3 separate regions of the Homo sapiens genome follow, and regions 1 and 2 are each linked to region 3. Evidence: read pairs that join two places in POLR2A ChIA-PET (ENCODE). Cell type or tissue: Panc1. All regions are shown on one strand.

Region 1 (8,000 bases), 92 kb after region 3:
CACTTCTACTTATGCAGTTATTTAAATTTTCACTTAGCTGAATGAATACAATATCCATAAGAATAAAATTGTTTTAGTCAACGAAAAATTAAGTCCTTCTTTCACTCCTGGACCCAATCTTATTCCTGGGAGCATTACCAGTGCTCTGCTCTCCTTCCACAGCAAATCTTTGCTTATGGAAACATATAGATCTATAATTTCACTTGTTTTTAAGAAAATCCCAGTATACATTGCTCTACACATTACACCTTAAAAACTGATTTGATTTGTTGTCAAAGAATATACCTTGAGGATCCCGTCTACTAATGGTGCTTCCTCAGTTTTTAAAGATTGCATAATATTGCATTAGAAGGATTACCCAAAATTACTGAACTTGACTGTTTTGATGGGACTTGAGGTTATTTCCAATATTTTGCTCTCACAAATGGTGCTGTATTAAGACTTCTAGTAATTTATTTTGTCATTATCCACCTCCCTTACTTATACTGAAAGATAATTACAAAGAAAAAAATAACTGGTTCAAAAATGTGTGTATTTTAAATTTAACAAATTGACACCTAGAAGGTTACTTTATAGCCTCAGTAATAAAGAATATGTCCCAATGTTCTGGCCCTTTCTAATGGATAGGCCAAAAGATTCACATTTTATTCAGATTCAAGTGAGGGATCTCTTTCTATGCTTAGAAGCTGTTCAAAATGATAGTCTATGTTTTGCAACACTTGTCCAATTGGGCCTCTCCAACAACACTTGAGTTTTATTCTTGGCCACCATCAGCCCGAATCTAGGCAACTCCAAAGGGAAAGTAGGCCATCAGCAGTGAATGGCAGTCATAGTTCACGGAAATGAAAGATATACATTCAATGAACATGGTCTAGCGTTAACCCTGTGTGAACCCCTCTGCAAGATGCAGGATTCAAGTTCATGAAACAGTCACTAGCCATGGGGATTTTCCAAGCTAGAGGGGAGGCTGAGCAAGCACGGACCATGTGACACAGAGTGGTAGAGCCTTGCTGGAAGAATGATATGAAACATTAGAAAGAAAGTAAGCAACTCTCTAAAATAAGCACAAATGTTAACATGTAAATAGAAGTGTGTGTCTTGGGTTCAGTTATATAGCTAGTAGTTTTCTCAGGGGATGTTGTAGGTAGTAGGACAGAGTGGAGAGGAGGCTGAAAGCTTGTTTGGTGGCATACTGTCTTTCTGATGCATTTTCCCTCTTTTAGGTAATAATAAATGGCCAACACTGTTACATCTTTGCCCATCTACTTCAACCATATTCTGTGAAGATAATGCAAGTGTGGAGAGATGTCTCCCTGACCTCAATGTCTGTCTGCAATTGAGGGAGATGACCACATCCCTCACTGTTGAGGAATGCTGCTTTTTTAAATTATATTTTAAGTTTTAGGGAACATGTGCACAACATGCAGGTTTGTTATATGTGTACACATGTGCCATGTTGGTGTGCTGCACCCATTAACTCATCATTTAACATTAGATATATCTCCTAATGCTATCCCTCCCCACTCCCCCCACCCCACAACATGCCCTGGTGTGTGATGTTCCCCTTCCTGTGTCCATGTGTTCTCATTGTTCAATTCCCACCTATGAGTGAGAACATGCAGTGTTTGGTTTTTTGTCCTTGTGATAGTTTGCTGAGAATGATGGTTTCCAGCTTCATCCATGTCCCTACAAAGGACATGAATTCATCAGTTTTTATGGCTGCATAGTATTCCATGCTGTATATGTGCCACATTTTCTTAATCCAGTCTATCATTGTTGGACATTTGGCTTGGTTCCAAGTCTTTGCTATTGTGAATAGTGCCTCAATAAACATACGTGTGCATGTGTCTTTATAGCAGCATGATTTATAATCCTTTGGGTATATACCCAGTAATGGGATGGTTGGGTCAAATGGTATTTCTAGTTCTAGATCCCTGAGGAATCGCCACACTGACTTCCACAATGGTTGAACTAGTTTACAGTCCCACCAACAGTGTAAAAGTGTTCCTATTTCTCCACATCCTCTCCAGGAGACCTGTTGTCTCCTGGCTTTTTAATGATTGCCATTCTAACTGGTATAAGATGGTATCTCATTGTGGTTTTGATTTGCATTTCTCTGGTGGCCAGTGATGATGATAATTTTTTCACGTGTCTTTTGGCTGCATAAATATCTTCTTTTGAGAAGCGTCTGTTCATATCCTTCGCCATGGAATCCCTCTTTCTATGTGACCACAGAATCCCCAGAGCCTACTGACAGCATGGTCTCTCCTCACCCTTTCCCCTGCACTTGGTCATTAAAACATCACCACACTTCCCAGGATTTGGTTCTTGCTTTAATGGGGAAAGAGGAAGTCATCATCCTCAAGAAGGCCCAAGGAACTTTATGGGAGGCATCCAGAAACCAAAGTGGATAAACCTTCTTGTGACTCCGGGAGTGACAAGGTCCTTAGAATGTCTTAGAAGTCATTATGTACGGCATCTTTCTACAGCACATTGTTGACATCAGAGACTCTGAGACAAATACCTTACCCAATCTTAGATGACTCACTGCACTGAAATGTTAGGTAGCTGTTTAAAGCCTCACAGGTGTACCTCGAGGCTTTGGGGAGAAATTTTGTAACTTGAGGACAATCTGGTGGAATTTTCTAATTATTTCCATTGTTCTCAGGATATTTATTGTGTAATCACGGTGCCTGGCTTTGTACAGGCTACCATGCAGAAACTTTAGAAACAGACACACTTCCCACATGAAAACTTCAATCCAAGCAATAGTTAGAGAATCACAAGAGTCCCAAGATTTCCCTTAAAGAACCCCAATTGTTGATGTTTAAAAATAATAGCGAGATTTTTCTGATGTAAGTGGCAGAATCCTTGAATTTCTATTTAAAAATAAATGGTTATGGTTTTAGATCAGAAAATATGTAGTTTATTGTTGGGATGAACACAATTCATACATATGGACACAGTGAGCAGACCTTGCTTTGTTGCTGTTTCACTAGGCATTGCAGCACAGCAAACCTCCCAACACATGTTGGCTTAGAGCAATCTTTTCTTCTGATCTTGCTCAGTTAACTGGACTCATGTGGGTGGTAGATCATGTAGTGAAAGTGACGTTTTCTGAAGGATATTTCAGGCTGTGATTCCAGAGGATGCTTCACTCATGTCTGACTCAACACTAGGGCTGGGCGAACACCTGGGGCTGGCTGGTTATTTCCTTTCCTACCTCACCTCCAAATTCATGCCTTGAATTCCCTCAAATCATGAGAGTCTCCTGTTTCTTGGACTGAATGATGATAGGCTTCCACCAAAGCAAGCCTCCCAAAAGGCTCAGGAAGAAGGTGCAAGGTATCATAGGACCTAGCTTTGAAAGGCAGACAGTGTCACTTCTATGACATTATATTGATCAAAGTGAGCCATACACACAGCCCAAATCAAAGGAAGGGAACTTCATAAGCTGTGGTTATTGTGACATGTGGTCATGAAGGAGCATCCTTGGCAATTATTTCCACTCGGTCCTCACTGGCTTACAAGCTTCTCATATATCAAGGATACCAATCCTGTAAGGAACCACTGAAGGCAACATGTTTACAGGAACAGGCTCAGATTGAAGTCTAGTATTTTATCATCCAATCAGGATCTGGTGTCCATGAGGTGACTACAAATTATCAGGTGCACTTTCAACATATGCACTAAAGAAATATATTATCTGCCCTATAAAATTAAACATACAAGACTAAAACAGATATAGGAAAATGCAGTGAACACACTTATTTTAGAGGGGCAAAAGATAATAAACAACAAAACTGAAAGCAAGGTGGGTCACCAATAGCTCTACTGGAGCCACCCACAAAAATTCAGCCAGGGTTCTCACTCTTATTGCATCTGCTCAAACCAGCATGACCTATTCCGAAAATGTTGTCTTGATATGTGCCGCTTCTGTTTCCATAAGTGCTTAAAGGATATAGATTTCATTAGGTTAGACTAAGTGATCTTCCTTCAATTTATAAGCAAGACATCCACTCAGTGAAAGAAACCATGCTAGCTCTTTGTACATGAAAAAAAAAATTAAAACAAAGAAACCAATTCAAAAAAAAAAAAAGACAAAAAAGGCAGCCATCACTGGTCCATATCATTGCTGAAACCAACAAGACCCCCATTTGCATCTTCTCTGAAAATGTTTCTCTGCCACAGTTGTCTCCACCTTCTACTGTCAGTGTCTTAGAGCTCCCACAAAGATGGCACAATGAAAACCCTTTTCCTGCTACAAGAGCTGTTGTCACCTATTTCATGACACAAATAGAGAACCATTTAGGAGAAGATAAACAACATATTACCTAAAAGCCAAACAATGCAGATTGAAGAGGGTCTCAACAAATAGCCTCTTTGTCTGCAGGGCCCATCTAAGGCATCATTTTGATCATCCTCATTCTCCGTTCTCATGTTCCTTGCCACAGTTTGTTCAACTCCAACCTTACTCATGGGTATGCCTCCCGTTTTGCCCTCCTTTAACCTAACATCCAGATACCTTTAGGTGTCAATGCACAGTAAATAACACTCTCATGCCTCTCTTTCTTGTTTCTTTCCTGTATGAACTGAAATTCCCTTCATTCTCACTGGGGAGTCTCAGGTTCTTGTTAGACACATTCTCCTCCTTATATCTTCCCTCTCACAGTTTTGTTCACTTCTCTGTTTTGATGATGGATCACAGGCCCCCTCATCAGCATGGAAATCATTTTTTGGGGAATTAGACAATTCTTGCTCTCAGTGGATAAAGACAATCTTGGAACCCATGACTTTCTGATCAGAACACGAGTTTGATTTCATATCTACATGCCCCTGGTTGATGCCCATTGTATTTGAATAGCTTACAGGGTCCTACATGCTGTCCCTGCCAGGCAAACACACAGTGACTGCCTTTTCTTGACTGATATTCACCAGCTCAGTTCAGTTCATATAAGCCTTTTGTTACACTTATCTTTATACCAGCTGCTGCCCTGTGCTCTTGGTGGCCAAGAGAGATGTCTGAGATGAAAAGAGAAGGCATAGAGTCCAGGAATCAATGTTCAACAAACGATTTTTGATTTGCCTCTGGGGACCTACTCAACATATTTTTCATACAGATAAACCGGAATTCATGGTCTTCTCCCAGCAAACACAGCATTGCTCAGAACACAGCATTTCTGGACTCTAAAGCCTTGCCTTCTGAAAGGTCTGTAGGGCTTTTCAGTTTTTGATGAAAGCCCCCAAAGAATAAATCTACTCTGCTAATGTTGTCCTTGATGCCCAAGTCCCCTAAAGCTGTTTCCTCTAAGGTGCTGTCCGTGGTACTGGGCACTGGTGCTTCTGGGCCTGTATTTGCAAGTGAGGGGCCAATAAGACAGAATTAACATAAATTTTTTGTTTTGTTTTGTATTTGATAAATCACAGCTCAAAATATGTATAATGAATGGAGCAGGAATTGAATTTGGATCTTCAGACCCCAATTTCTGCAGTGCCCTCTCTCACCCCTCCTATTCAACATAGTTTTGGAAGTCCTGGCCAGAGCAATCAGGCAAGAGAAAGAAAGAAAGGGCATCCAAACAGGAAGAGAGGTCAAACCATCCTTGTTTGTAGACATGATTTCCTATCTAGAAAACCTCATAGTCTCCACCCAAATGATCCTCAAGCTGGTAAACAACTTTAGCAAACTTTCAGGATACAAAACCAATGTGCAAAAATCACTAGAACTCCTATATGCCAACAACACGTAAGCATATGGCCAAATCAGAAGTTCAATTCCATTCACAATTGCCATAAAAAATAAAATACCTAGGAATAATAAACTACAACCTGAAAGTAAAATGGGTCACCAATAGCTCTACTGGAGCCACCCACAAAAATTTAGCCAGGGTTCTCACTCTTGTTACATCTGCTTAAACCAGCATGACCTTATCCAAAAATATTGACTCGATGTGTGCCACTTCTGTTTCCATAAGTACTTAAAGGATATAGGTTTCATTAGGTTAGGCTAAGTGATCTGCCTTCAATTTATAAGCAAGACATCCACTCAATGAAAGAAACAGTCAATGAAAGAAATCCACTCAATGAGAGAAAGCTAACCAGTGGGTGAAAGATCGTTACAAGGATAATTTCAAAACACTGCCTAAAAAAACATAGATGACCCAAACCAATGGAAAAACACTCCATGCTCATGAATAGCAAGAATCATTATCATTAAAACAGCCATGCTGCCCAAAGAAATATACATATTCAATGCTATTCCTATTGAACTACCAATGACATTTCTCACAGAATTAGAAAAAAAAAAACTATTTTAAAATGCACATGGAACCAAGAATGAGTTGATTAAAAAAGACAATTCTAAACAAAAAGAACAAAGCTAGAAGCATCACTTTACCCAACTTAAAAGTATACTACAGGGCCACAGTAACTGAACAGTATGGTACTGGTACAAAAACAGACACATAGACAAGTGGGACAGAATAGAGAGCCCAGAAATAAGGTCACACACCTACAACCATCTGATCTTTAACAAAGCTGACCAAACAAGCACTGGAAAATGAACTTTCTCTTCAAGAAATGGTTTTGGGATAACTGGTAGCCATATGCAGATGATTGAAACTGAATCCCTTCCTTGCATTATGTAGAAAAAATCAATTCAAGAGGGGTTTTAAGACTTAAATGTAAAACCCAAAACTATAAAAACCCTGGAAGTCTACCTAGGCAATATCATTCTAAATGTAGGAATGGGGAAAAGTTTCATAACAAAGATGCCAAAAGCAATCACAAGAAAAGCAAAAATTGACAAATGGATCTATTTAAACTAAAGAGCTTCTGCACAGCAACGGAAACTATCAACAGAGTCAACAGACAACCTACAGAATTGGAGAAAATATTTGCAAATTATGTATCTGAAAAAGGTCTTATATCTAGCATCTATAAGGAATTGTAATTACTTTACAAGAAAAGAACAAACAACTGCATAAAAAAGTGGGCAAAGGGGCCGGGCGTGGTGGCTCACGCCTGTAATCCCAGCGCTTTATGAGGTGGAGGAGAGCGGATCACGAGGTCAGGAGATTGAGACCATTCCGGCTAACATGGTGAAACCCTTCTCTACTGAAAATACAAAAAATTAGCCGGGTGTGGTGGCACGCACCTGTAGTCCCAGCTACTCGACAGGCTGAGGAAGGAGAATCTCTTGAACCCGAAGGCAGTTGTTGCAGTGAGCCGAGATCGCGCCACTACACTCCAGCCTGGGCGACAGAGCGAGACTCGATCTCAAAATAAAAGTAGGCAAAGGGCTGAATGCGGTGGCTCATGCTTGTAATTTCAGCACTTTAAGTGGCTGAGGCAGGTGCATCGCTTGAGCCCAGGAGAGACCAGCCTGGACAACATGGTGAAACCCTATCTCTACAAAATTAGAAAAATTAGGCAAATGTTACCCCATGCACCAGTAATCCCAGCTACTCAGAAGGCTGAACTGGGAGGATCACCTGAGCCCAGGCACAAATTGCAGTGAGCCGAGATTGCTCCGCTGCACTTCAGCCTGGGTGTCAGAGTGAGACCCTGTCTCAAAGAAAAGTAGACAAAGGACAGGAACAGACACTTCTCAAAAGAAGACATACATGTGGCCAAAAAGCATATGAAAAGAAGCTCAACATCCCTGAATGTTAGAAAAATGCAAATCAAAACCACAATGAAATACCATCTCTCACCAATCAGAATGGCTACTCTTCAAAAGTCAAAAAATAACAGATGCTAGCAAGCTTGTAAAGAAAAGGGAACACTTACACATTGTTGGTGGTATTAGTTTAACCATGGTGGAAAGCAATGTGATGATTCTTCAAACAGCTAAAATAGAACTACCATTTAACCCATGTATCCCATCACTGGGTATATACCGAGAAGAATATAAATCATTCTACCATAAAAACATGTGCATGTGAATGTTTATTACCACAGTATTCACAATGGCAAAAACATGGAATCAACCTCAATGC
Region 2 (8,000 bases), 53 kb after region 3:
TGCGTATAAATAGGACTGCAAACGGCCTGAGCAGCTACTCTCTAGCCCTACCTTGCAGGAGCAGTCACCGAGCTGTAACATCGCCTCTTCAATAAAGCTGTTTTCTTCTATCTCTGGCTTGCCCTTGAATTCTTTCCTGGGCAAAGCCAAGAACCCAGCGGGCTAAGCACCACTTTGGGGCTCCTGGCCCTGCATCAGCTTCTGCCTTGCTCTCTTCTGCCTTGCCTGCTCTTCAGACCTTCTCTCTTGGGTTGCTTCTTCTAGGAACCCGGCCCTGTGAAAAGCCCAAGCCACAGGGAAGGCCACATCATGCGCTCTTACTTTTCTTCCACCTTATTGGCCACTCTCACCATCATTGCTGCATTTATTCCAGCACTACTCTATGTCAAAAAGCTTTACACACATAAGGTCATCTAATCTTCATCTAATGATCTCTGTTCCACCTATAATCCCTTCTTATATACTTTGTATTGATTTTGCAGAACATGGAAGCATATCTCTAATGGACTTCAAGCTCTAAAGGACATGAAATTGTCTCCATCCTTCTTCTCTTCCCCTTGCTTGGTAGCAGTTGAAGGACACCCAGGATCTCAGCTCAGGGGAAAACAGAAGGTCATACTGGAGTCTGAGAACCCTTAGTATAAACTCTCTAACTCCTGGAAACACTGTTAAGAATTATTGAAAGCGTGGAAATAAGGCTGGTCTGGAACTCCTGACTTCAGGTGATTCGCCTGCCTTGGCCTCCTAAAGTGCTAGGATTACAGGCGTGAACCACTGCGCCTCTCTGGAATTTGACCGTTTATGCTAAGGCATGTTGAGGCAGATTTTAGCCTCAGGTCTTCCAGGCCAATGGACCCCTCGCTTCTAAAAGAGTTCCAGCGTTGGGTTCTGATCATGTCCCAGTTTTTTGTTTTTTTTTTTTTAATAGAGACAGGGTCTTGCTATGTTGTTCAGGCTGGTCTCAAACTCCTGGCTCAAGCGATCTCCCGCCTCAGCCTCTCAAAGTGCTGGGATTACTGGTATGAGCCACTGTACTCAGTTTATGTCCCAGTCTTATTGGTTCCTGGGGGAGGAAATTGTTGGTTCCAGGTGTAGTTAGAGGTCAAAACGTTTTCTATTTTGCATGCTCAGGCTACATGACTTGCAATTTTGGTTCTGTTAAACCTACAAGGTAACTTTATTATTATTATTTTTTGAGATGGAGTTTCACTCTTGTTGCCCAGGCTGGAGTGCAGTGGTGCGATCTCGGCTCACTGCAACCTCCACCTCCTGGGTTCCAGCGATTCTCCTGCCTAGCCTTCCGAGTAGCTGGGATTACAGGCATGCGCCACCACGCCCAACTAATTTTGTATTTTTAGTAGAGTCAGGGGTTTCTCCACATTGGTCAGGCTGGTCTCGAACTCCCAAACGCAGGTGATCTGCCCGCCGCAGCCTCCCAAAGTGCTGGGATTACAGGCGTGAGCCACTGTGCTCGGCCAACATTTTGTTATCAACAGAATAGGCCCAGTTTGGGCTGGTCCCACAGCTACAGCATCCTTTATTCAGTTTATATATCCTCAATTTCTCAAATTTTCTTTGAGCCAGTTTTACCATCTTGCCAGCTCCCTGATAAATGAGTTAAATAAGTCTCTGAACCATGGGTCACATTGTATTTACATGAGAATTTTTTTTAATTTTTAATTTTTTTTTTGAGACAGAGTCTCACTCTGTCACCCAGGCTGGAGTACAGTGGCATGATCTCAGCTCACTGCAACCTCTGCCTCCTGGGTTCAAGTGATTCTCCTGCCTCAGCTTCCCCAGTAGCTCATAGCTCAACCTCCTAAATAGCTGGGATTACAGGGATGTGCCAACACCCCTGGCTAATTTGTGTATTTTTAGTAGAGATGGGGGTTTCACCATGTTGGCCAGGCTGGTCTCGAACTCCTGACCTCAAGTGATCCACCTGCCTCAGCCTCCCAAAGCACTGGGAGTATAGGTGTGAGCCACTGTGCCTGGCCAGCCTTATACATGCTAAAGAACATTACCTGCTTATTATTTCTTTATTTGAAGATAAAATCAACTTAGGCCAATTCATCATTTTTTTTTCTTTTTTGACCCTGAGTCTCGCTCTGTCACCCAGGCTGTAGTGCAGTGGCACTATCTCGGCTCACTACAGCCTCTGCCTCTCAGGTTCAAGTGATTCTCTTGCCTCAGCCTCCTGAGTAGCTAGGATTACAGGCCCCAGCCACCTTGCCCGGCTAATTTTTGTATTTTCAGTAGAGACGGGGTTTCGCCATGTTGGCCAGGCCGGTCTTAAACTCCTGACCTCAGGTGATCCGCCTGCCTTGGTCTCTCAAAAGTGCTGGGATTACAGGCATGTGCCACTGCGTCTGGCTCATCTTTTCTTTTAGTGAAAGAAATAAAATGCAAGAACAGAACTTATCCTAAAGTTAAATCATCCTAGTTCACAAAAGGAGCCTGAAAATGATAGAAGCATAAGGTATAGGAGAAGTCCTTTCCCCTAAGTCACTGCTGCAAACAGATCCTGGAAATAAATATTTGCACATAAACCTCTAAGTAGAGGCCATGATCAGAACCCAACACTGGAACTCTTTTAGAAGCGATGGGTCCATTGGCCTGGAAGACCTTTCCCTGCAGTTTGAAGAGGAATAAATACCACCTCAAATAAGGTGATTTGAAAAGGTGTTAAACAGGCAGGGCGCAGGGGCTCATGCCTGTAATTCTGGCACTTTGGGAGGCTGAGGCAGGAGACTCTTTGAAGCCAGGAATTTGAGACCCACCTGGGCTACACAGCCAGACTCTGTTTCTACAAAAACACACAAAAATTAGCCAGGCATGGTGGTGCACACCTGTGTGGTCTCAGCTACTACATAAGGATGACAAATAAAAGGAATAAGTTGGCTGGGTACGGTGGCTCACACCTGTAATTCCAGCACTTTGAGAGGCTGAGGTGGCAGATTGCTTGAACCCAGGAGTCTGAGACTGGCTTGGGCAAGATAGCAAGACCTTGTCCTTATTATTTAAAAAAATAAATAAAAAAGAAAAGAATTACCTATGGTATTTTTTTTTAATTAGAAAGGCAGCCAACTTCCAGAAGAAAAATAATAAAATAAAATAAAATAAAATAAAAGCCAATTAAATCCCTTGTAGGGGCCAAGGGCTTTGGTCCTCTCAAGGTTGCTGACAAATCAATTTGCAAAGGGCAGATTAATTGGAGAAAAGGCATACAAATTTATTTAACATGTATACACAAGCACTTTCAGATTGAAGACTCAAAGATACAGGAAAAATGGTTCATTTTTACGCTTAGGTTTGAAACCACTTTTGCATGAATGATAACAGTGAGAAAATTATAACAGTGGAAGAGATCTGATCTAACCAATGCCCATCTTGCGATTGTTTTTCTTTTGGTTTTGTTTTCGAGATGATGTCTTGCTGTCTCCTGGTCTGGAGTGCAAAGGCACAATCATGGCTCACTGCAGCCTCAATCTGGCGACACTCCCACCTGAGCCTACCAAGTAGCCAGGACTACAAGTGGGTGCCACCATGCCCGGCTAATTAATTTTTTTTTTTTAGTAGAGATAATCTTGATATGTTTCCCAGGCTGTTTTTGAACTCTTGGCCTTTGGCAATCCTCCCCCAGTCTGCAGTCTGCCTGCTTTGGCCTTTAAGGTGCTAGAATTACAAGTGTGAGCCACTGTGCTCGGCCTCCTCTCCTTTTTTGTGGCTATCTTGACACTGAGTTTTTGCGTAGTCCAGGCCAGTTGTTTTGTATAACATCCCATACTTCTGGGATTGTCTGATTGTTTTTTCTTTTTTTTTTTTTGAGACGGAGTTTTGCTCTTGTTGCCCAAGCTGGAGTGCAATGGCATGATCTCGCTCACTGCAACCTCCACCTCCCAGCTTCAAGCGATTCTCCTGCCTCAGCCTCCCGAGTAGCTGGGATTACAGGCATGCACCACCATGCCTAGCTAATTTTTTGTATTTTTAGTAGAGACGGGGTTTCTCCATGTTGGTCAGGCTGGTCTCAAACTGGCGACCTCAGGTGATCCGCCCGCTTCAGCCTTCCAAAGTGTTGGGATTACAGGCGTAAGCCACGGCGCCTGGCGTCTGATTGCTTCCTTATGATTAAACTGTCCTTTCCCCTAAGTCACTGCTGCAAACAATTTCTGGAAATAAACATTTGCACATAAACCTCTAAGTAGAGGCCAGGACTCAGCCAGGCGCAGTGGCTCACGCCTGTAATCCCAGCAGTTTGGGAGGCCAAGGCAGGTGGATCACTTGAAGTCAGGAGTTTGAGATCAGTCTGGCCAACATGGTGAAACCCTATCTCTATTAAAAGTAGAAAAAAAAATTAGCTGGGCGTGGTGGCACATGCCTGTAATCCCAACTACTCCGGAGGCTGAGGCAGGAGAATTGCTTGAACCCGGGAGGCGGAGGTTGCAGTGAGCCAAGACCGGGCCACTGCACTCCAGCCTGGGTGGCAGAGTGAGATTCCACCTGTCAAAAAAAAAAAAAAAAAAAAAAAAGAGGCCAGGACTCAGAGCATCCTGGTAACGGTTGTGCAGAATCCACACTCCAGCTGGGAACACTGGGGAAAGTGGAGCCCACCGTTTTCTCTCTCCTTACTGTCGGGTCAGGCTTCTGCCCACTAGAGGGCAGCCAAGTCAAAATCTTGATAGAAACAAGTTCTAAAGACTTACCCAGATTTGCTATCTCTTCTGAGATAGTGTTTTTTTTTTCTTTTTTTTTCCTCTTTTTTTTTTGAAATAAGGCCTGGCTCTGTCGCTCAGGCTGGAGTGCAGTGGCACGATCTCGGCTCACGGCAACCTTTGCCTCCTGGGCTCAAGCTATCCCCCTGCCTCAGCCTCACGAATAGCTAGGATTACAAATGCATGCCACCATGCCCGGCTAATTTTTGTAGAGACGGGGTTTCACCATGTTGTCCAGGCTGGTCTTGAACTCCTGGGCTCAAGAGATCCACCTGCCTTGGCCCCCGAAAGTGTTGGGATTACAGGCGTGAGCCATCAGGGGCGGCCTTCTGAGATTGTTAATGTGAAAAATTCTATCGAAGTTGTCTATCAAAGTTGTCATCCACCATTTGTCTCTTATGAGTGTTCTTTTTTTTGAGATGGAGTCTTGCTCTGTCGCCCAGGCTGGAGTGCAATGGTGCGATCTCGGCTCACTACAACCTCCACCTCCCAGGTTCAAGCGATTTTCCTGCCTCAGCCTCACAAGTAGCTGGGATTACAGGCTCTCGCCACCATGCTGGCTAATTTTTGTATTTTCAGTAGAGGTGGGTTTCACTATCTTGGTCAAGCTGGTCTCGAACTCCTGACCTCAGGTGATCCGCCCACCTTTGGCCTCCCAAAGTGCTGGGATTACAGGTGTGAGCCACCGTGCCTGGCCCTTTTGAGTGTTCTTTTGGGACCCTGTCAGAGCAACTTACTAAGTACTTCCTCTATTGTTAACTTGTTGAGTTGATGTCTCCTCTGAAATTTTGTGTATATTTTGAGGAGATGGACTATTTCTAGAGGTCTCTCCAGAACTGAAACTGTGGTTTCCTGTAAGTCTACGAATACTGACTTCTCTTTTTTTTCCCTTTGAGACAAGGTCTTGTTCTGTCACCCAGGCTGGTGCAATCATGTCTCACTGCAGCTTCGACCTCCTGGGCTCCACTGATCCTCCTACCTCCGCCTCCTGAGTAGTTGGGACAATAGGCATATGCCACCATGCCTGGCTAATTTTTTTTGTTTTTGGTATATTTTGTAGAGATGGGGTTTTGCCATGTTGCCCAGGTTCTGACTTTTAATAAATAAGAAATTTGGTCTCTGTATCTTTCTTTTCCCCTTTATACTTCACTGAAGAAAATGAAGGTGGGCTTCTTCATGGGGCTGGGCCAGTAAAATTAGGCTACACTCATATAAGCATTTCCCCAAATCCTCCTAATACCTCTTGTGAAAAAGGGTATCTGCCACATAATACCATCAATTCTGTGACAAATTATTCTAACCCGCTGGTTCTCCATCCTGTCTGCACATTGAAATCACAGGGGAATGACATCTACTGATGCCCCTGTCTCTCTCTCAGAGATTCTGAGTGGGGAGGGAATTTGTGTTGGTGTAAGTGTGTGCCCCACAAGGGAAGGACCTGCCCAACACACCGTGTGCTTTGCCCTCAGCAAGGAGCCACAGCTGCAGGTGGATTTCCACACCGGGATGGATGAGGACTCAGACATCGCTTTCCATTTCCGAGTGCACTTTGGTCATTGTGTGGCCATGAACAGCCATGAGTGGGGGGTCTGGAAGTGTGAGGTGAAATCTGACAATATGCCCTTTGAGGGTGGCCAATCATTTGACCTGCGCATCTGAGTGCTGGACAAGGAGGACCAGGTGAGCACCCCAGGAGCTCCCAGCATGCAGCCTCTGTGGACTCCCAGAGCAGGAGGTAGCTCTCCCTGCCCTGGCCCCACCAGTCCCTCGGGACCCATCTCCCATAACGACTCCTGCCCCAGGCTTTTCATCACAGAGCACCCTCTGCTTGCACTGCCACCCTCAGCTCTTTCCCAAATCTGACCAAGGTCAAGGTTGGTTCACTTGCCATTTCCCCCAAGGTGGAGAATCATTTCCATAGCTGTCATTTCTGCTCATGCTGTTATTTACATTTTCATGTGGCCAAATAGACAAAATACATGTATGAATCAAATTATTTTAGTCAGTCAAAAATTAACTCTTCCTTTCACTCCCGAACCTCACTCCTACTCCCCAGAACAACACTACCAGCTTCTCTGCTCTCCTTCCAGAGATAATCTACCATTAGAGAACCGTATATTTCCTCTTCCTCATTTGTATAATATGCTTTCATTCCTTTTTGTATATATGCCTATACACATATTCATATATACATATATGCATATATGCTTTCATTTCTTTTTAAACAAATGCTGTTATAAATGTCTTTGTACATTACACTTTGGAAACTAGAGTCGATTTATAGTCAAAGAACATATCTTGGAGAATTCATCTATCTATGGTGCTGCTTCATTTTTCTTTTTTTTTTTTTTGAGATGGAGTTTCGCTCTTGTTGCTCAGGCTGGAGTGCAATGGCGCAATCTCAGCTCACTGCAACCTCCACCTCACAGGTCCAAGCGATTCTCCTGCCTCAGCCTCCCAAGTAGCTGGGATTAAAGAGATGCACCACCACGCCTGGTTAATTTTTTGTATTTTTAGTATAGATGGGGTTTCTCCATGTTGGTCTGGCTGGTCTCGAACTCCTGACCTTAGGTAATCTGCCCGCCTTGGCCTCCCAAAGTGCTGGCATTACAGGCATGAGCCACTGCGCTTGGCCTGCTGCTTCATTTTTTAAAGATTGCATAATATGCCAGTAGAAGGATGATCCAAAATGATTGAACTTGACCGTTTTGATGGTTACTGCGTGGTTTTTAGTATTTTGCTCTCACAAAGGGTGCTGTATTAAGCTTTCTAATCAACTCTTTTGTAATTATCAACCTACCAATACTTACATTGGAGGATACTTGCAAAGACATAAAATAATTGGTTGAAAATTGTGTGAAAAATCTTAAAATTTCATAAATTAATACCTTTAAGATGACTTTCTTCATAGCTACAGCAATACAGATTATATTGAAATTTTCTCACCTTCTCTAACGGGTAGGCCAAAAGGTGAACATTTTATTCAGCTCTAAGTGAGGCATCTGTTCATATGCCTACTATAGGCTGCTAAAATAATATCCTATGTTTTGCAACATCTGTCCTGTTCCTCCTCTCTAAGAACACTTGGGTTTCATTCTTGGCCACCTCCAGCCCAGATCTGGGCTACTCCAAAGAGAAACTGGGCCATCAGCAGTGAATGGGAGTCACAGTTGGTGGAACTTAAAAGTACCCATTCAATAAACATTGTCAAGCACTAACCTCGTGGCAGGCCCTGTGCAAGATGCAGGAATTCAAGGTCAAGAGACACAATCCCTGGCCATGGGGATC
Region 3 (8,000 bases):
TAACTGATGACATTCCACCATTGTGATTTGTTCCTGCCCCACCTTAACTGAGTGATTAACCCTGCAAATTTCCTTCTCCTGGCTCAGAAGCACCCCCACTGAGCACCTTGCGACCCCCCACTCCTGCCCGCCCTTTGACTGTAATTTTCCATTACCTTCCCAAATACTATAAAACAGCCCCACCCCTATCTCCCTTCGCTGACTCTTTTCGGACTCAGCCCACCTGCACCCAGGTGAAATAAACAGCTTTATTGCTCACACAAAGCCTGTTTGGTGGTCTCTTCACACGGACGCGCATGAAAGCCACCACACTCAGTTAATTTTTGTATTTTTAGTAGAGACAGTTTCACCATGTTGGCCAGGCTGGTCTCGAACTCCTGACCTGAGGCGATCTGCCCGCCTCAGACTTCCAAAGTATGGGGATTACAGGTGTGAGCCACTGTGCCCGGCCTAATTTTTGTATTTTTAGTAGAGATGGGGTTTCACCCCGTTGGTCAGGCTGGTCTTGAACTTCTGACCTCATGATCCACCTGCCTCGGCCTCCCAAAGTGCTGGGATTACAGGCGTGAGCCACCGCGCCTGGCTTTTTGTTTTGTTTTGAGACAGTGTCTCACTCTTGCTCACACTGGAGTGCAGTGGCGCTGTCACCACTCACTGCAGCCTCGACCTCCTGGGCCCTCGTGATCCTCCCACCTCAGCCTCCCAAGTAACTGAGACTACAGGCACATGCCAACATGCCAAGCTAATTTTTTGCATTTTTTTTTTTTAAGAGAGATGAGGTTTCAGGCCGGGCACGGTGGCTCACAGCTGTCATCCCAGCACTTTGGGAGGCCAAGGTGGGCGAATCACGAGGCCAGGAGTTCAAGACCAGCCTGGCCAACTTGGTGAAACCCCGCCTCTACTAAAAATACCAAAGAGTGGCTGGGCGTAGTGGTGGGCGCCTGTAATCCCAGTCACTCGGAGGCTGAGGCAGGAGAATCGCTTGAACCCAGGAGGCGGAGGTTGCAGTGAGCCGAGATCGCAACACTGCACTCCAGCCCAGGTGACAGAGTGAGACTCTGTCTCAAAAAAACCAAAAAACCAAAGCTCTGCTGTCATGAGCTGATGTTCAGTGTTCTCATGGAGGAGACAAACAATGATCAGATAACTTCCTAGGGTAATAAATGCATAAAGAAAAAGTATAGCAAGGAGCAGCAGTGATCTGGGGACTCAGAGGACTGGTTTAGACCTGATGGGATGGTCGGGAGGCCTCTTGGGAAGGCGCATCTGAGCAGAGATGGGATGAAGTGAGGAGGGAAGCCCTGGGATAGCTGAGTGTGCCTGAGGCACACTCAGGGCCTCATGCTTACCGCAAGGCCTCCGCAATTGCTGTTCGCTCTGCCAGAAGTGTTTTTCCCTAGAGACTACACAACTTACTCCTTTAGGCCTTTGCTTAAATGTGACCTTAGCATGGCCTATTTTTTTTTTTTTTTTTTGAGACAGTCTTGCTCTGTTGTCCAGGCTGGAGTACAGTGGTGTGATCTTGGCTTACTGCAACCTCCACCTCCAAGATTCAAGCGATTCTCCTGCCTCAGCCTCCCCAGTAGCTGGGACTACAGGCGCCCACCACTATGCCCGGCTAAGTTTTGTATTTTTAGTAGAGATGGGGTTTCATCATGTTGGCCAGGCTGGTCTCGAACTCCTGACCTCAAGTGATCTGCCCGCCTCAGCCTCCCAAAGTACTGGGATTACAGGTGTGAGCCACTGTGCCTGGCCAGCATGGCCTTCTATGGTGACTACAGTCAACATATAAAGAAAAGTTGTGAATAGCCAGAAAGATGCTCAGAAATCCCTTAAAGTACACGACACGACACACGCACACACACCACAAGAAAATCCACAAGAAATGCCATCGTGCCTGCCACAAACCTTCACAAAGGCTGGCAATTTTTATAATCTTTAAAATTTTAGAGCCAGGCTCAGTGGCTCACGCCTGTAATTCCAGCACTTTAGGAGGCTGAGACAGGAGCATCACTCGAGGCCAGGAGTTCAAGACCAGCCTAGGTAACATAGTGAGACTCTATCTCTAGGAAAAAAAAAAAAACAAACAGGCCAGGCGTGGTGGTGGGCGCCCATAATCCTAGCTAAATGGGAGGCTGAGGCAGGAGAATCGCTTGAACCCGGGAGGCGGAGATTGCAGTGAGCCGAGATTGAGCCACTGCACTGCAGCCTGGGTGACAGAGCGAGACTCCGTCTCAAAAAAACAAAACAAAACAAAAACAAAAAAACCCCAAACAAAACAAAACAAAACAAAAACAAACATTCTGAGATATCTCAGACCTGGAATCTGTTCCCCCCAATGATCATCCAGGGCAGGAATTTGCTTCCTTCCATAGCTGGTTGCCCAAATTCTGTTAAAATATATTCTGTGATGGGAAGCCTATTCCCTCACCTAACCCAGTATTAGACCTAATTTGCCTCCAGGTGACTTTGGTTTACAAGGTCTGGCTTTACTCCTTGGGGCCACATAACTTGTCTGACCTCGGGGGGATGTGGAAGGAGGGTCTCAAATGTCAGCCTTAGAAGCTTACATATTTAGAAGGCACTGGGGAGCTACAGAAAAGTCTAATGCAAGTGAAGGAAATGGTCTGATTTGTGCTTAGATAAACCCCACAGGGCCAGGCATGGAGGCTCATGCCTGTAATCTCAGCACTTTGGAAGGCCGAGGTGGGAGGATCGCTTTTGCCCAGGAGTTCAGCCTGGGCAACATAGGGAGACCCCATCTCTACCAAAAATAATAAATTAGCCAGGTGTGGTGGCTCATGCTTGTAATCCTAGCTACTTGGGAGGCTGAGGTGGGAGGATCATTTAAGCCCGGGAAGTCGAGGCTGCAGTAAGCTAGGATAATGCCACTGCACCGCAGCCTGGGCAACAGAGACCCCATCTCAAAAAAATAAAGACCTCATAGGCCAGAATGGTCAAGGCTGAGGGAGGCACAGACAGAGGGGTCGGGCAGAATAAAAGAATCATAGGGGGATGTGGGAGCTCAGAGGAGGTGCTTGATGCTTCTGGGGAGTGTTAGGTAGTGCTGCCTGGAGGAGGTGAAGTCTGAATGGTGAAAAAGGAATTAAAGAAGGGAGTGGAGCCGGGCACGTTGGGTCACGCCTGTAATCCCAGCACTTTGGGAGGCCGAGGTGGGCGGATCACGAGGTCAGGAGTTGAAGACCAGCCTGGCCAAGATGGTGAAACCCTGTCTCTACTAAAAATACAAAAATTAGCGAGGCATGGTGGTGCGCACCTGTAATCCCAGCTACTCGGGAGGCTGAGGCAGGAGAATCGCTTGAAACTGGAAGGCGGAGGTTGCAGTGAGTGGAGATGGAGCCGCTGCACTCCAGCTTGGGCAAAGAATAAAACTCCATCTCAAACAATAATAATAAATTAAAAAAAAATAAGGGAGTGGAAAAGACAAATACAGGGAAAAGGAGCCTGGGATGTTCTGCCCAATCTGACCCATGGCGCTGCCTTGCTCAAACGCCACTGTTGTCAGAATTAAGAGAAGAATCTTTAGGCTGTTTTTTTCTCCTCCTCCTCCTCCTTTTCTTTTTTTTTGTAGAAAAGTGTGTCTTGCTGTGTTGCCCAGGCTGGTCTCAAATTCCTGGCCTCAAGCAGTCCCCTGCCTCAGCCTCGGAAAGTACTGGGATTATAGGCGTGAGCCGCTGTGCCCAGCCTGGTCTTCTTTCATTCATTAAAAAATTAACTGCGCAGGGATTAGTGGCTCATGCTTGTAATCCCAGCAATTTGGGAAGCCGAGGTGGGTGGACCACTTGAAGGTCAGGAGTTCGAGACCAGCCTGGCCAACATGGTGAAACCCCGTCTCTACTAAAAATATAAAAAATTAGCCGAGTGTGTTGGTGGGTGCCTGTAATCCCAGCTACTCTGGAGGCTGAGGCAGCAGAATCGCTTGAACCCGGGAGGTGGAGGTTGCAGTGAGCCAAGATCGCACCACTGCACTCCAGCCTGGGCAACAAGAGCAAAACTTCTTCTTCTGAAAAAAACAACAACAGCAACAACAAAAAACAGAGCGCCTACTGTATGCCTGGCTCTGCTGGGCTAGGCTTCGTTGGTTACTATATCTTACTTCTCTGGAAAAAGACATATAAATTGAACCTGTATTTTCCCCTATAATTATTAGCCTCTAAGCACTAAAGTTTTTTACTTTGGGGGGGAAAAAAAAGAAGTTACCCCAGCTCAAGGGTTTTGCCCCATGCCTGGCAGGGAGCAATTATGACCAGAGGGGCTGGGACATCTGCTCCTAATTGGCTTTTCCTGCTGAGGTCCTGGAATACTAAAGGGTTTCTGAAGGGCCCGGGATGTCCCCCCCCCCAGTTCTTCTGGGGTGGGGGAGCGGGTCCCTGTATGTGAAGACGGAATTTCCTGCCCATTTGCTCCTCACACCTTCCGGAGGCCAAACGGGCAGCCCAGCTGCGGCCCGAAGGGGGAGGGGCTCGGCCGCCCGGCAGATGGCGGCATTTACATACAGCTGGGAGCCCCCTCTTGAGGCCGAGCTCCTCGCCCTGGCGTCTGGTGCGTCCGCGATGCGGGGTTTGGGAGGGTGGCTTTGTCTTGCGGAGGGGGAACACACACACGCCTGCACACAGGGGTCCACAAAGAGCCCTGGATCTTCATCGTATCCACACACAGCTACACCCGTGGATCTCCCAAACCCAGTCTCATTCACACAAACCAGCGCACACAGGGGTCTACAAAGAACTCCGGATCTTCATCGTATTCACACGCGGCTGCATCCGTGGACCTCTCAAACCCAGTCTCATTCACACACAGGCGCCCTCAGCCATTCACCACCTTGCACAGCCTCTACCACACCCGCACAGAGCACAAAGTCACAGGTTTATACGCCTATACAGGATCTCCCATAAACACACACGCACAGAGAAGCAGCCACACAGCCACACAATCTCAAAGCGTCACACAATCACGAAGTCGTGTACACTTCTAGTGTCCCACTCGGGTGTGCGTGCAGAATCAGAATTGTTTACAACCTCATAAATGTGTCAATCACACACAACTCCAGGCGTATGCTGAGCCGCACAGTCCCACGTGGACTCACAATGACAAAGTCATGTGCACCCTCCGGTAGCTCTGGTTCATACCACACACACAAAATCTTAAAATCATGTACAACCTCACACACAGGCTTAGCCCCCTAACCCCACCCCACCCTAGCCACACAAAAAGTCGCGGGATCACCCACGCATGACCTCGCTCGTGCCCACGACCACAGACGGAATCTCGCTGTTGCTCCTGCACGCTCCCCCTCCCCTGTGACCGCCCCCCCCGCCCCGCCCTTGGTCCCTTGGGGCCGGGTAGCTGCCTGAAGGGGCGGGGCCATTCTCTCAGATATAAGGCTTGGAAGCCAGCAGCTGCGACTCCCGAGACCCCCCCACCAGAAGGCCATGGTCTCCCCACGGATGTCCGGGCTCCTCTCCCAGACTGTGATCCTAGCGCTCATTTTCCTCCCCCAGGTCAGAGCCAGGTGGGAGGTGGCGTGGAAAGGGATGAATGCGGAGGGGAGGGGTGAGTGCGACCTGAAGGTCCTGGGGAAGGAGCGTGGGGCGGACGGGAAGCCTGGGTCCTCCCGGCCGCCTCACCCTGCGCCCGTCTCCGTCCCAGACACGGCCCGCTGGCGTCTTCGAGCTGCAGATCCACTCTTTCGGGCCGGGTCCAGGCCCTGGGGCCCCGCGGTCCCCCTGCAGCGCCCGGCTCCCCTGCCGCCTCTTCTTCAGAGTCTGCCTGAAGCCTGGGCTCTCAGAGGAGGCCGCCGAGTCCCCGTGCGCCCTGGGCGCGGCGCTGAGTGCGCGCGGACCGGTCTACACCGAGCAGCCCGGAGCGCCCGCGCCTGATCTCCCACTGCCCGACGGCCTCTTGCAGGTGCCCTTCCGGGACGCCTGGCCTGTAAGTGCTGCCCCCGGGGGACTCCCGGTGCTGGAGGCCTAACCCTGCCAGCGAAACCTCCACCTCCTCTCCCCTCCAGCTTCCAAGACCCTAATCCTGCCTCCCAGGGGGTGGACGAAATTCCCAGACCAGTAACTCTACCGTCTGGAACCCCACATTCACAGACCTCTAAACTCTACACACTGGGGATTCTAAATGTTCTGATTCCCCAACCCTGGATGCTGGGACCCCAAATTCCCAGAATTTCAAACCCAAGCTCTGAAATCCTAAACTCAAGGAACCCTACCTCTGCTCCTTGGGGATCCCTAAAAACTGTGGTCCTCATCTTTATCCCCAAACCTCTCACACCTTGTCTTGGGGACCACTAATATCTTCTCTCTCTTTTTTTTTTTTTTTCTGTCCTCAGTTCTTTCAGTTGGGTCCTGTATTAATTACTCTTTCACCTCCAAAATCCTGTCTCCCACCCCCACAACCCAAAGGCACAAAGATGAACAGACCTGTATTGCAATGCTTGACCCTTGTCCTTTTGGACAAGTGACTGCCTGGTTTCCAGCCTCAGTTTCCTAAGCTTAAAAATGGGATCATCCTGGTACCTCACAAGGGTCCCTTTTGAGCGATTCAACCACATCTCTTGAATAAAGTGCTTACCACGTAGTAAGTGCTCAATAAAGCAAGCCACGTCCAGTCGCTCACACTGTAATTCCAGCACTTTGGGAGGTCTAGGCAGGAGGATCTCCTGAGCCCGGCAGTTTGAGACCAGTCTCAGTAACATAGTGAGACCTCGTTTCTAAAAAAAAAAAAAAAACATAGCAGGGCATGGTGACATGCGCGTGTAGTCCCAGCTACTGGGGAGGCTGAGGTGGGAGGATTGCTTGAGCCTCGGAGGTTGTTGCAGTGAGCCAAGATTGCGCCAGTGCACTCCAGCCTGGTTGACAAAGTGAGATTCTCCCCCCCCCCCCAAAAAAAAGCCACAGATGTCATTCCCTCCCTGGGCTGGTCTGGTCCCTCTGGGAATTGTCCCTTGCTTGCTCAGTCCCCAGCAATGGCCATCACCCTCCATTCCTGAACTCTGGCCTTCATTGAGTACTTACCCTAACCACTGTCTTTCATCTTTCATCTCCCCCTTCCTTCACCCAACCAGGGCACCTTCTCTTTCATCATCGAAACCTGGAGAGAGGAGTTAGGAGACCAGATTGGAGGTGAGTGTCTTCAGTCTTGGGACTGGTGGGGAGCTGGGGCCCACGTGAGACACGGGGTTGGTGGTGTTATCTATAGGTCTTATGATGTCATCACAGCTCCTGGGATGTGGTGCTGAGTGTTGACAGCTCCAGGGCTCTTGGCATCTCAGGCACAGAAATGTCCCTGGTACTGGATGTAGCAGTGGTTCTGGTACCAGACGAAGTAGGGGAAGCTCTCTTACTATCAAGGCTCCAGAGCAGAGTGTAGCATTTCACAGCCCTACCTTATCATCTGATGTTGAGAGCTCAGGGTGCGATATGAATTACTTCTGGTTCTTTTATGTGAAGTTTTTTTTTTTTCTTTCCAAGACAGAGTCTTGCTCTGTCGTCCAGGCTGGAGTGCAATGGCATGATCTCAGCTCACTGCAACCTCTGCCTTCTGGGTTCAAGCAATTCTTCTGCCTCAGCCTCCCAAGTAGCTGGGATTACAGGCACCCACCACCACACCTGGCTACTTTTTTTTGTATTTTTAGTAGAGACAGGATTTCACCATGTTGTCCAGGCTGGTCTTGAACTCCTGACCTCGTGATTCACCCACCTTGGCCTCCCAGAGTGTTGAGATTACAGGCATGAGCCACCACGCTCGGCCCCTATGTGAAGCTCTGTCACCTTGTCCATGTGGACATCCCAGGGAGCCCCGTGGGATGTTGGAGCTTCACCAAGGCGAATATTGAGCAGAGGTTCCTGGGAGGGATACAGGGCATTCCTATCCTCAACTTGGGAGACTCTGTTGCTATGTAAGGCCCACAGCGGGGGTTTTGTCACCATTTTTTTTCTTGTTTTTATTTTTTATGGACATGGGATCTTGCT

What was found. ChIA-PET counts read pairs that join two places held together with the same protein. Peaks named below come from ENCODE experiments on the same cell type or tissue, not always from the same donor. Only the 100,000 strongest peaks of a DNase experiment are listed, where the experiment ranks them.
Region 1: POLR2A ChIA-PET joins it to region 3 with 16 read pairs; 2 of 35 experiments call an interaction of 5 or more read pairs at or near these places.
Region 2: POLR2A ChIA-PET joins it to region 3 with 16 read pairs; 3 of 35 experiments call an interaction of 5 or more read pairs at or near these places.

The regions. Positions count from the first base shown.
Region 1 is chr19:39,585,141-39,593,140 of GRCh38, forward strand. It overlaps the pseudogene RPS29P24 and the pseudogene RPS29P25. Among named protein-coding and RNA genes, the nearest start is that of LGALS13, 13 kb to the right of the region's middle. In Panc1, CTCF peaks have their summits at 898, 1,099, 3,293, 5,231 and 2 weaker places; no DNase peak of the experiment used is centred here; H3K27me3 peaks cover 6,507 bases.
Region 2 is chr19:39,546,965-39,554,964 of GRCh38, forward strand. LOC105372399 (a long non-coding RNA gene) reads left to right here and starts at 493. Exons shown (of 3, transcript XR_935966.3): 1 at 493-612; 2 at 6,182-6,392. RefSeq lists an enhancer at 5,654-5,743. In Panc1, no CTCF peak of the experiment used is centred here; a DNase peak (open chromatin) is centred at 4,687; H3K27me3 peaks cover 2,247 bases.
Region 3 is chr19:39,493,522-39,501,521 of GRCh38, forward strand. It overlaps TIMM50 (translocase of inner mitochondrial membrane 50), which reads left to right. Exons shown (of 11, transcript NM_001001563.5): 11 at 1-258. DLL3 (delta like canonical Notch ligand 3) reads left to right here and starts at 5,426. Exons shown (of 9, transcript NM_203486.3): 1 at 5,426-5,522; 2 at 5,671-5,952; 3 at 7,094-7,151. The coding sequence starts at 5,454. RefSeq lists an enhancer at 4,130-5,122 and a silencer at 4,746-4,805. In Panc1, no CTCF peak of the experiment used is centred here; DNase peaks (open chromatin) are centred at 4,910 and 5,354; H3K4me3 peaks cover 2,222 bases; H3K27ac peaks cover 589 bases; H3K27me3 peaks cover 808 bases.